2 separate regions of the Homo sapiens genome follow, and region 2 is linked to region 1. Evidence: chromatin contacts called from ENCODE Hi-C or POLR2A ChIA-PET data. All regions are on one chromosome and are shown on one strand. Each heading gives the region's core, a stretch centred on a gene start or an enhancer-like site at or near the end of the contact. The rest is flanking DNA. Distances are from core to core; before and after follow the strand shown.

Evidence for each region. Hi-C counts contacts between places; a loop is a spot of excess contacts on that map. ChIA-PET counts read pairs that join two places held with the same protein, here RNA polymerase II (POLR2A).
Region 2: a map of PC-3 shows a loop between it and region 1 (2.9-fold over the local background). The contact joins two enhancer-like sites. A Hi-C loop is called at or near these places in 5 of 168 maps with a recorded cell type or tissue (HepG2, PC-3, PC-9 and 2 more). POLR2A ChIA-PET finds 5 or more read pairs at or near these places in 6 of 52 experiments (A549, CD8-positive, alpha-beta T cell, HepG2 and 3 more).

The regions. Positions count from the first base shown.
Region 1 is chr20:22,388,184-22,394,038 of GRCh38, reverse strand. No RefSeq gene overlaps it. Among named protein-coding and RNA genes, the nearest start is that of LINC01427, 110 kb to the right of the region's middle. RefSeq lists enhancers at 3,369-3,920, 2,859-4,058. Within about 2 kb of position 3,663, at least 8 of the 41 ENCODE cell types and tissues checked have a DNase peak (open chromatin) inside an H3K27ac peak, as active enhancers do.
Region 2 is chr20:22,427,318-22,433,172 of GRCh38, reverse strand. No RefSeq gene overlaps it. Among named protein-coding and RNA genes, the nearest start is that of LINC01427, 150 kb to the right of the region's middle. RefSeq lists a cis regulatory region at 2,283-2,294 and an enhancer at 2,217-2,361. Within about 2 kb of position 2,977, at least 2 of the 41 ENCODE cell types and tissues checked have a DNase peak (open chromatin) inside an H3K27ac peak, as active enhancers do.

The sequences.
Region 1 (5,855 bases), core at 2,414-4,913:
GGGTGGGGTGTCAAAGGGGTGGGGCAGAGCAGGAGACAAGACCATTCGCTAGAGTTACCTTTTGACGGGATGGTATTATTCTGCCTTCATTCGCCAAGAAATGGAAGAGAAATTAGGGACAGGTGCACTGACCAAACATTCCCAAGACCAGCCCAGACCTCCAGAGGTGAACCTGGGAGCCCTGGAGCCAGGGAAGTTCACTGGTAAGAAACATGGGAAAATGACTGTGCCAGCTTCTAGCAATACAACCAGTCACCTGTCCTGACTGCCTCGTGGGTGCTGTGCTACAGGTTTGTCCTTTAAGCCTTGTCCTTAAGGGTTGGGCATCCAGGTATTCACAACATCCAGGTAAGACAAGCAGCGGTCAGACTCACCATTGCATCCCACTGCATGAATTTTGCAAACATTAGCAGCCTAAAATGGCAGAAGTCTTGGAAGCCAACACAAAAGAGGTAATTGTAAAATGAAGTTATTTACTTCAAGCTAGAACTCTGCATGAATTGCAGTTTTCAGGGAGAAAAGGTGCATTTATTTTCTATCCCAATAATGAAGTTATTTATCATAGTCTCTTCACATCTGATAGAAATGTGTCCCAAGGTGGTCAAACATCACTAAATTTGAAAATACCACCCTAGCAAATAATGTTCCCCAATATTGGTTATAATTGAGTACCATATAACTCAAAGTGTAAGGTGATTCCCATCACTTCTTTAATAATTCTGTGATAGGGAGGTGGAAGTCAATGAAAATAAAACATTTTCAATGATCACTTCTTTAAGAGACCACTGTTTCCTTTGTCTAGCCTCGTGAGGTCGGCACTCCACTTCTGGGGAGTTTGTAAATGAGCCAGGCAGGTGAGGACACTTGGTGCGTGGCTGGCTTGATTCAGTAGTTTGGGTGTTTGCTTCTGTACACCAGCCTCTTACTTTGTTCTATTCAAATTTGTCCCTCTGCAAAATGAACAATTAATGCATGGCCACTTGTAAATGTTAAATCTGAAAATACCAGGGCCACCGTATAGGATGTTTCCATAAATTGCAGGCTGCTTGCCATGTTACCCCCAGTTCTCTTGGGGAGGTAGGAAGATTAGGATGAGCACTTTGCTTTTGGGGAAGTAAAGGCACAGGAAGCTCAGGTAATGAGTTTGATAGAATCAATGCAGAAACCCTATCAATAATCCCTGGGAGAGTAAAAAGTCAGGGGGACTTCTCATGAACGTTTTCAGCCATAAATACATTTTAATGCAAACATGTTTCAAAATGTAAGCAAGAGTGTGCAGCCATTCGAATGAGATTTTATTCACCAAGCGGAAGGCTGCATTGTCATGCGAGGACTCAGTGGCAGGAGAAGATAAAACCATCTTCCATAAAAATGGGGTCATGTAGGTTAAGTCTCCTGGAGCATTTATTAAAAAGGAAATAATTCCTACTTCTCATTCATTGAAAAACTGGAGCATTCTCAAGAAAAAAATGTTAACTATAAAATATAATGATATAATTTATTTTATAGATAGACTGTATGTGTGATTTTATAGAATTGACATGCCAAATGCATCTAACAGGTTTATATCTAACAGTCTAACAGGTTTAATGTTTCATGTTGGTGTTTTTCTTCCTTGATAAGTCAAGCACTTTCTTATTCACAAATCCTTTCTGAAATTTCACACTCTAAATGAAACTAAGGGAAAAACCATATTTTTAAATTTTCTGAAGTGAGTAATATTCTTTTCATTTTACTTTTGTATTTTTGTGCAGGTGATCTCATCTTACACCTGGATGTTTGAAATGAATGAGTTTTTATGTAAAGTATAGGCAGAATTTCTCTATAGTTTAGTAAGTCAAATGTTCATAACTAGATACTGTCGTGCAGTGAACTAGTAGGCTCTTTATGAGCAGAACTTCAGAAAATTGATTATTATAATTCTCTTTATGTCTCTTTAAAATTAGAGAACATTATTTTCTATTCTCTTCTCTTTATACAAGTACTGAGAATACAGCTCAGTTAGCATTTTGATATATAAATATACTCACATATATTTTTACAGATTTTAAGTTCATGTTGTATGCAGATTTTGTTTTTGTTTTCTCCTTTGTTCCCTCATACTATATTGTGAGCATTTCCCCATGGCATTAAATATTCTTGGAAAACATGTTCTTTAATACTTTATGACTATAAATAGTTTAGGGTACCACATATGTGATATCTTAATATGTTTTATGATATACAACACTGTCTATTTAATTTATTGGAAAAAAGGTAAATTCCATGAAATCAGTCAATTTAGTAGAAAGAATAACATATATTTAGTATGGTATTGAATTAACAACTACACAATTTGATCAACAGTTTGGCCTTTCAGCTGTGGTTGTAATAGATTGTTGCGGCAGATCTGGTGGCCATCAGGGTCCTGTCTCTTCTAGGAGTCAATTCACTACTACATTTCATTTTAAACAGAATTCACATGCAGAGAGGCAGAGAATGGGGTATGGACAGAGTGAGATGAAGAACAAGAGGGTTATGCTTTGGATAACACTGGTAACTGGGTTTCTCATGAGCTCCTAATATCTGGGTTTTCTGATAACTGGATTTCTCATGAGCTTCATGCAGGGTATTCAATTTCACTCAATGAGAAGAAGGAAGACCCAACATGAAAAGCAAAGAGCTCATCAGGGACAGGTGGAAAAAGGTATATATTTTTAAAAGCTAGTGTTTTTTATAGTTTTTAACTAGTCATATTTTCCTAACTGAAGTTAGTCCCAGCCTAGTCACTCTGACCCAGTGCATTGCTACTAACAATCAAAGTTGTATTCCACTCTTCCACATTTCTTATCCCTTTGGTTGGCCAACGGGTCACTCCAGCCTTTTAAATACCTCTTACCAAAATGATCTCTTGTATATATTATGATACAGAAATGTGGAGTTTCATATGAGGGCTTAAGCATCATTTAATTGGTAGAACTATAATAAAAGGCCCAGAGAATCTTTGCTGTTTCTTACTCTAATACTGTGCAGGGTCTTGGAGCTTTAATGATATCAAGCATCATAGAAGATTATTATGGGTATTTAGGTGGAGAATAAAGGGTGATTAGAAATCTGGGTTTATATTTAAACTTCAGTCAAGAAGTTTTATCCATTCCAAACTCCAAGTTTATTTCGTCTGCATTCTGAACGTTTTCCTTGAGTCTCATTGGAACCACCTCATGATTTGTTCTTGGTCACACATTGGCCTTTAGCATCCACTTTAAGGTAGAAAGTTATAAAGTATCCCCTCCTTTAGAAGATGTGGGGCTGCATTTTCTTTCCATGACTAAGTAGGCCGTTAGTGCCTATGTAGTGAGAACTAAAAGGGAGTTAGTTTCATATGATGGCATAGCAACATAAAGGAGGGTAGGAAAATACCTATTAAAAATGAATGAAGTAAAAAGTTTGCCTGGCTTCTTCTGACCTGAAAACACACCATTGCCTTGGGAGCAACTCCCATCACGATAGATTATCGGTGAGTCAAGCTGCACATTTCCCTTTTTCTTCCCTTAATTTCAGATTGGGCAGCTCAGGTGTGTGCCAAGTATCTGCTCCAGCAAAACCCTCCCTCCAGCTTGTCAGAGTGGCTATTGTTACTCAACGGAAGCTCATGATTCAGCAGGTACTCAGCGTGTGGTCTCTTAGGAAACGGCTGCAGGGCACCTGAATGATTCACTGCTGACTGACCGCAGCTCCAGCCAGCAAATGCCTCCTACAAACTAACTTTCTCCAAGAGTAGCAGGGTGGACATGTGTCCCAGGGCCAATAATGGAATGACATCCTCAATTAGATTGGTCCCCTACCCACCCCAAGAAGTCTTAGGCATTTATTCGGGAACACAGGTTGGTGTATGGACATTGTCTTCAAACTAAATTACAGGACAAAAGTGTGCGCCATTGCCATAATGAAAAATGTCTGGCTTTCTGCCCCTGGTTATTTCTTCATAACCACTCCAGCATAAAGGACTAATTCGAGAGCAAGACCCTCCCAACATCCATGCATGTATCCACCTGTCCATTAGCCAATAACCAGTTACGTTATCTAGTTTTACCTGAAAACCTTGTACCAAATGCTGAGGATACAAATATGGCTAAGATCAAATCCTGAAGCACTCAAGAACTCATCAAGAACTCAGTCATATGGGATGATCAGCTTTTTAATCTATTAAGTGTCCTATAGCAGTAAATATCATACAGAGGAAGTATGAACAAAATGCTATAGAGGAAGAATTGGGTGTGAGGAAAGAAATAAACTTTCACAGGGGGTGGGGCATGTGGAGTTGAGTGTTTCTTTCTCTGTCTCGTTTTTAAAAATAATTTTGATTATGTGTATTTAAGGTACACAACATGATGTTATGGGATATATAGAGGTAGTAAAATAGTTACTGTAGTGAAACAAATGAACATATCCATCATCTTAGGTAGTTACCCTCTTTTTGTGTGTGGCAAGAGCAGCTAAAATCTACCAATTTGGGAAAAATCCTGAGGACAGTACAATATCATCAGTGTAGTCCCCTTATTGTGCCTTAGCTCTAGACTTGTTCATTCTGTATAGCTGCTGCTTTGTTCCTTGGACCTACATCTCTTTATTCCCACCCCACCCCTGGTCCAGATAACCACTGTTTTATTTTCTATCTCTGTATATTTGACTTTTTTTTAGCTTCCATATGTAACTGAGATAATGCAAATTTTTTTTTCTGTGTCTGACTTATTTCACTTAGAATAATGTCCTCCGGTTTCATCCACGTTGTGGCAAATGGCAGGATCTCTTTCTTTTTAAAGATTAAATAATATTCCTGGCCAGGCACAGTGGCTCACGCCTGTAAACCCAGCAATTTGGGAGGCCAAGGCGGGTGGATCATGAGATCCAGAGATCAAGACCATCCTGGCCACACCACAGTTTCCTCATTCATTTGTCTGTCAAGGGACACTTAGGTTGTTTCCATATCTTGATTATTGTGAATAGTGCTGCAGTAAACAGAGAAGTGCATATATCTTTAAAGGTGATGATTTCATTTCCTTCGGGCATGTACCCAGAAGATAGATATTTAGGCCATAGGGTAGATCTATTTTTAATGTCTTTAGGGAACTCCATACTGTTTTTAAGAATGGCTGCACCAATTTACAGTCTGACCAACAGTGTACAAGGGTTCCCTTTCCCCACACTGTTGCCAACATTTAATATCTCTTTCATTGTTTGATAATAGCCATCCAAACAGGTGTAAGGTGATATTGGACTTGGATCTTGAAAGGTGAATAGGAGTGTGTCTGGCAGAGGAGGAGGTCAGGTGCATCTCTGGCTTAGAGACCCACATGACCTTTTTTTAAATTTTTTGAGACAGGATCTCCCTCTGTCACCTAGGCTGGAATGCAGTGGCACAAACACGGCTCGCTGCAGTCTCAACTTTCTGGGCTCAAGCCATCCTCCCACCTCAGCCTCCCAAGTAGCTGGGACTACAGGTGCATGTCACCACTCCTGGCTAATTAAAATAAATTTTGTAGAGACAAGGTCTTGCCATGTTGCTCAGGCTGTTTTCAAACTCCTGGGCTCAAGCAATCCTCCCGCCTTAGCCTCCCAAAGTGCTGGGATTACAGGCGTGAGCCACCGCACCCAGCCTCACCTGATCTTTTGTTGCTACTCTTTGGGACCCCTGCTCCACAGTGAATTGGGGTATAATTCCTAGTCAGCAGGTTCCATCCCCAAGCAACTTAAAAGGGCACAGACACATTTAGTTATAGACATGGTTTTGTTATAAAATAAGTTTCTCAACCTCTTCAATAGTGGTTACACTTTTCCATGCTGATGTTTTGGGTGAAAATTATCCTTCTGCAGTC
Region 2 (5,855 bases), core at 1,728-4,227, 40 kb before region 1:
ATTACTAGTTAGTTTTAAAAAAAAAGTTTTTATCCATTTTGCTGTATTCAAATTCTGCTAGCCACTAAATACTCTCTAGTTTGAGTGTATTTCAAGTTTGAGGAATATTTTCAGAAACTTCAGGCACCCATCCCAGTGGTCAGAGGGCAATGTGTCCCCGTTACGGTTGCATCCAGAGTCCTGAGGACAGCCCCCTGGGTTGTTAGAGGACAGACCACCTGGCATATACTTGACCTCTCTGTGCCTTGATTGCCTAAAGTGGAAATGATAACATCCACTTCCAAGATTGTTGGGAGGATTAACATGAACGTGGAAGATTGGAAGTGCTTAGAGCATAGCCCACAGGAAGCATAGAGATTAAAGTGTCATTCTTTCACTGTTATCTCAAGTAACTAACAAGAATTCACTTTTACAGAAAAATATTGTTCTATTTCTAACTTGGTTTCATCTGCTAGACCACTAAGAGTTGGTAGAAGGATATCAGTCTTGCTCTCAGCTTTGCAGGCTGGCCCCAGTGACAACTGTGCAGGAATAGGAATATACCTTTGATTCTTGTTCTCTCTTTGAGTTACTCTCTGCCCTCTTCTTGGAACACCCTACCTTCCTCCCTAGCACTCTCCACCCTGTATCCTGATCAATTTCTTCTTAAATACTCCTTCAAGCCTTATTTCAATGCAATGCAGGAGTGGGGATGTACAGATGCCATCTAGATTCAAAGCACGAAGTTATAATAGGGTTATTGGGGTGGTGAAGATACTATGTGGTGGTCCTACTCAAAGCCCCCTCAATTTCAAGACGCAGCTTTCCTCCATGCATCTGAACCCAAGGAGGGTGACTATTAGAATTTGGTCAGCTTCAGGGCCCACATAGGCTGTCTTCAGCCATCTTTCCATAAATTACACTGATTTCTGCTTTCTCTTAATAAATCCTGCTGCTTCATAACAAACAGTAAAACCTGGTTTCTGAGTAAATGTTTGAAATATTTATTTTCTAAAGACAAATTGCAGGCATAAATGCATCTTCTTACCATTCCTTCCCCTCACTTTTGCAGCAGCTAAGCCAGCTCCATCTCCCTTTGTTTTGTATTCAAAGCACAAGAATAGTGTCCATGAATATCAGCTCAAAGAGACTGAAGGGATTTTAGGTGGAATATCTTAACCCCAGGAGTGTGGCCCACGCCAGGGTGGTCACAATGTTTGTTTAGTAGGTTGGGCTGGGGGTTGAAAACCAGAGACTAAAATGCTATAACGGCCTGGATTTGAGGGGTTGAAAATATTTCACATTTGGTACAGGCACCAGGAAACTACTTATTTTGCTTGAATGTCTTATTGTTCATTTGGTCAAGTGGGGTTAGGATTCAGGACATACTGGGGAGATAATTTTTATGCATCGATTTGAAATTGCCTCCAACAGCTCATAATACCAGCTGCATGATACTACATCCTGCACCCTACTCATGCCAGAGGAATAGACGGCTCCCTTAACACACCTGCCTTTCTTTCCTGGCTTTATTTTATTCACCAAGATAAGTAGGAAAGCAGATAGATTAGATAGATAGATAGATAGATAGATAGATAGATAGATAGATAGATAGATAAATAGATAGATAGATAATCAGATGGATAAATAAACATATAGATCAATGGATTGATAGATAAAATAGAAACATATTAGAAGATTTTTTAAAAATTTTTTATTTATAAGAACAAGACACCCTGAGTTATTCCTGTAAAGTTCAGAATGGGCAGAGAGTATCTCATTCTTAAATAAGAGAAGGGAGCTGAGAAACTTCTGTGCAGTAAAATGACTGTTGGTACTAAGACCTATGGATAATTTTTAAAGCATAGTAAGCTAACAAAAAAGTTATAAGAAACTGTTTGGAGGGATTTAAAATTTCAGGATTTTAGATACAAGAGAAGTATAGCCCCTGCCCCGAATGCTTTTATCAGGGCTTTCCAAGAGGAGCAGGCCAACCAAAGCTCCCTTAAAGCCAGCATCTGCCTCCAAAATCCGCCTGGAGTTTCAGCCAGCCTCTGCCACCAAAAGGAGCCAGGGTGGCGTGCACAGCTCTCATAAAAAGGTGCCAATCTGGGGTTTGGCCCGGACTAAATCCGACTGAGATAGAAAGCAGTGACCCTGTAATTGGACGACTTCCCCTGTGTCCAGACCACCATAGAGACTGCTGGGCTGCACAAGCTTCCCGGATCGCAGTTCACCAGGGGTCACCTTCATGCTGTGAGAACAAAGTCCGACTGAGCCCAGGGCCCCAGCTGCATGGTTCTGCTGTGTAAACACAGCGCAGACAACAGGACGACCAAATGTTAGGGTCCCTGTGTGATCCATTGTTGGATTATAGACATGGCCATAGACTCCGTTTCCAACTGCCCCTACTTCTCTCTTGTCTTTCTGTCTCCTCTTCTACCTCATTTGTTGGCTTCTAAACATCCTCTAACAGGACAAATCTTTGGCTGTTTTGCCTTTTTTGTTTTCCAAGCCAGGGTTCCCACTGCACCCCAAACAAGCCCAGTACTTTTAACAGGCACGGCCTCAGCAGAGGTGGCCCCACTGAGGCCTGCATGGTCACACGATGAATATTTTCTCATTTGTCCCCATGAACAAAACTTGCTTAAAATCAGGTGTGGGAGGAGGAGGTTAGGAAAAGGGCTGCCTCTCCTCTTCCTTTTAATCAACCAACTCATCTTTAACTGCCGCCATTCCCGTCCTCTCTGCCAGGCCCCGGCTAATAGAAACTCGGAATGCAGGTTCATACCCCTGCTCTTAGGTGTTCGAGGATGCACTCTGGGAAGCGCCGCTGCATCCATCACTGTCGGTGGCTACTTGAGAAACGCCGTGATGGACTGGCCCGGCAAAGCCCCTCCCCACTGCCCGCAGGCTGCAATTCAATTAGTCATGGTCAGAGGGAGGCATTATTATTCATACACCAACGATTGTTCCCAAAGTAAACAGAGCTGGGATGAGGTCTCTGATCCTCCCAGTGCCTTTAGCTGGGACACAAAAGAAAAAAAACTCCAGAGACACTGGGGTGGGACATTTGATCTGAATTCTGATCTCCTTTGCAAGCTTCCCCATCAAATCTTGTTGATTTCTTTCTTTGCTTCTTTCTTTTTTCACAGTCTTCACAGATAAGTGCCCTGTGTGTGCATACGCAAACCCAGCAGGGCCATTTTATTCCTTTATTGCCAACAATGCCAGAAAGTCTCTTCCACCCAGGACACCCCCCACCACTTTATAATAGGGACATGGATCCCTTAACTGGAGTGAATGATCCTGTTAGAATATAACAGACCAATAACTTCCTAATTCACAATAAATAATCCCTGTAAAAATAAAGGATGACATTTGTATTTTGTAAAGTGCTAACCAAATTGCCCGTGGCCTGGCCAGCCCCCATCTGTTTATCAGTTTTGCTGAGTACAAGTGAACCCAAGATAAATGCCAGTTTTCCTTGGATAAATTTTACAGCCAAGCAGAAACTGCCAAAGCACACAGGAGAGGTAAAAGCAGAGCTGTGTTCTCATTGACAGAAAAGTCAATTTTGCAGGATGGACTTAGGCAAGAGCCTGTGACCCCCGCCCCAACTCAAGTTTGTATGTTTATAATAGGGCTGTTTTCTCTGGGAGGGAATGAGCCAACTCCGGGAGCTGAAAGTTCAATGGAGCAGGCTGGCTGGGGCTTCCCAGCTGCAGGGGGAAGAAACAGCCCTGCCTGCTCACTCTGTTTTGCAGGAGTGAGCGTCATGCACCCTGGCCCAGACAGGGTGATAAACTTGGGGTGTCTGGATAACCCACATGCTCATTTTCACTTTCGCTGCATCTGACCCTCTGAGGATCACTGCACTGGGACACTTGACCAAGCCATGCGTTTAGACACAACACCTTAGCACCTCATTCTGCTCCGGAGAGCCTCAGAGCGTCCAGCTGATATGACGGAAACCCCTTGTGCAGAGTCACCTAGAGCCTTTAAGAAACATGAATTCTCAGGCCTGACCCCAGACCACTGAACCAGAATCTCTGGGGGCCAGGGCCTTGTCATTTGTGATTCACAACAAATCACTATGGGAGGCTGTCCAGACCCCCCTTTAAAGAAAGACTTTAAGGAATAAATCTCAGCTGCTAAGAGTTTCACTGGCAGACAGTTTTCACTATCAGCCCCTTCAGAAATGGGTCAGCTGTGGAGAGCCACCTGGAGCCCGTGCTCAGGCCCCTTTGGGCAGGTCATCCAGTGGCTGATAAATGGATGTGCACATAGGCTCTGTAGCTTGGCCCCACTCAGGACTACTCTGAAGGAACAATCCACTTCAGAATGCCCAGTAGTATCCACTGTGGCTCCCTTCCACAGATATTGGTCCCAGAGCCTCTCCTGAATAAATATCCTGCAAGTTAAACTCCATCTCAGAGGGAGAACCTTATTGCCAGGCTTGGAGAATGATGATCTAGAAAACACTGTTCTTGTCCAACACTCAACCCATCCATAAATTCTCTCCATAATATCACAAACAGCTGGGCACCTAGCCCCAGCCTGGCAAGCCAGAGGAAAGAATCCATCAGCTTCTGATCCAGTCCCTCTGGACAACACTGGGAGGAATAAGTTGGGCCCCTTAATTCTCTTGCTTTCCATAGAAAATTGAAGAGCCCTGGAGTTCTACTGCTGGCTCCACTATTAGAGATGGGTTGAATGATTCAAATTACTTGGCCTCTGTTTTTCCTCTGTAGAAATACAGAAATGGTGAGGGATTTTGGAGACAGAATGAAAAAACAATTACCTCCTAGACTTTTTCCTGTTCTACCATCGGTGACCCATGGAAAGAAGAAAGGGAGGGAGGACCGGAAGGAAGCAATGTGCTGAAGACCTGCTCCTCTCATCAAGAGGTGGCATCAACTTCCCTCCCATGGAACAGGGCTGGGTTTAGTGACTCACTTCTAATGAGTAGGATGGGGCAGAAGTGGCGCTGCATGACTTCCAAGGCTAGATTGTAAAAGGCAATACAGTTTCCACCTGGTGCTCTCTCTTAGGACACACACTTCAAAAGATTTGAGCCCCCAGGTAAGAGACCATATGGGGAGACCACATAGAGACAGGGAGGCCCAAGGAGGCCAGCTGTTTGAGTCTTCTGTGAGCTAACACCAGCCCCAGTCACTGTCCAACTGTTCCTACATGAGAGACCCTGAGTGAGAACTGCCCGGCTAAACTTAGTCAACTTGCAGAATCATGATCAATAATAATAATAAACGGTTTGTGTGGTTTTACAGTAAACTTGGGGTGGTTATTACATAGCAATAGTTGAGCTGGGGTGAATAAGAGATCTTAAAGCAGAGATCCATATTTATTCATAACATTGAGAATAACTTGACAAATATACATACCCACATATTTATGTGTGTGTGTATGCATATATATGTATATATATATAAAATTTGGAAGAAGGTAAACCTGGTTCTAAAACTACTCAAACAAAACAAACTCAAGTTGTAGTCATGAGATTTTTCTCACAGGCCTCAGTGAGGACAGGTCAAGCACTGATGAGGCAGAGACTGGGCCTTTGTCCACACGCCAATGACTGGCCTACCTCGTCTGTCTAAAGATATTTAAGAGCTGTAATAACCAAGCAGATGTCACATCTACATGCTCAGCATATGCACTCATCTCCACAGGGATGCCAGTGATGCTCACTGGAGCCTGTTTTCTCCATTTGACATAGTTGTTCTAGGCCAGGCACAGTGGCTCACACCTGTAATCCCAGCACTTTGGGAGGCCGAGGCCGGTGGATCACCTGAGGTCTGGAGTTTGAGACCAGTCTTGCCAACATGACGAAACCCTGTCTCTACTAAAAATAC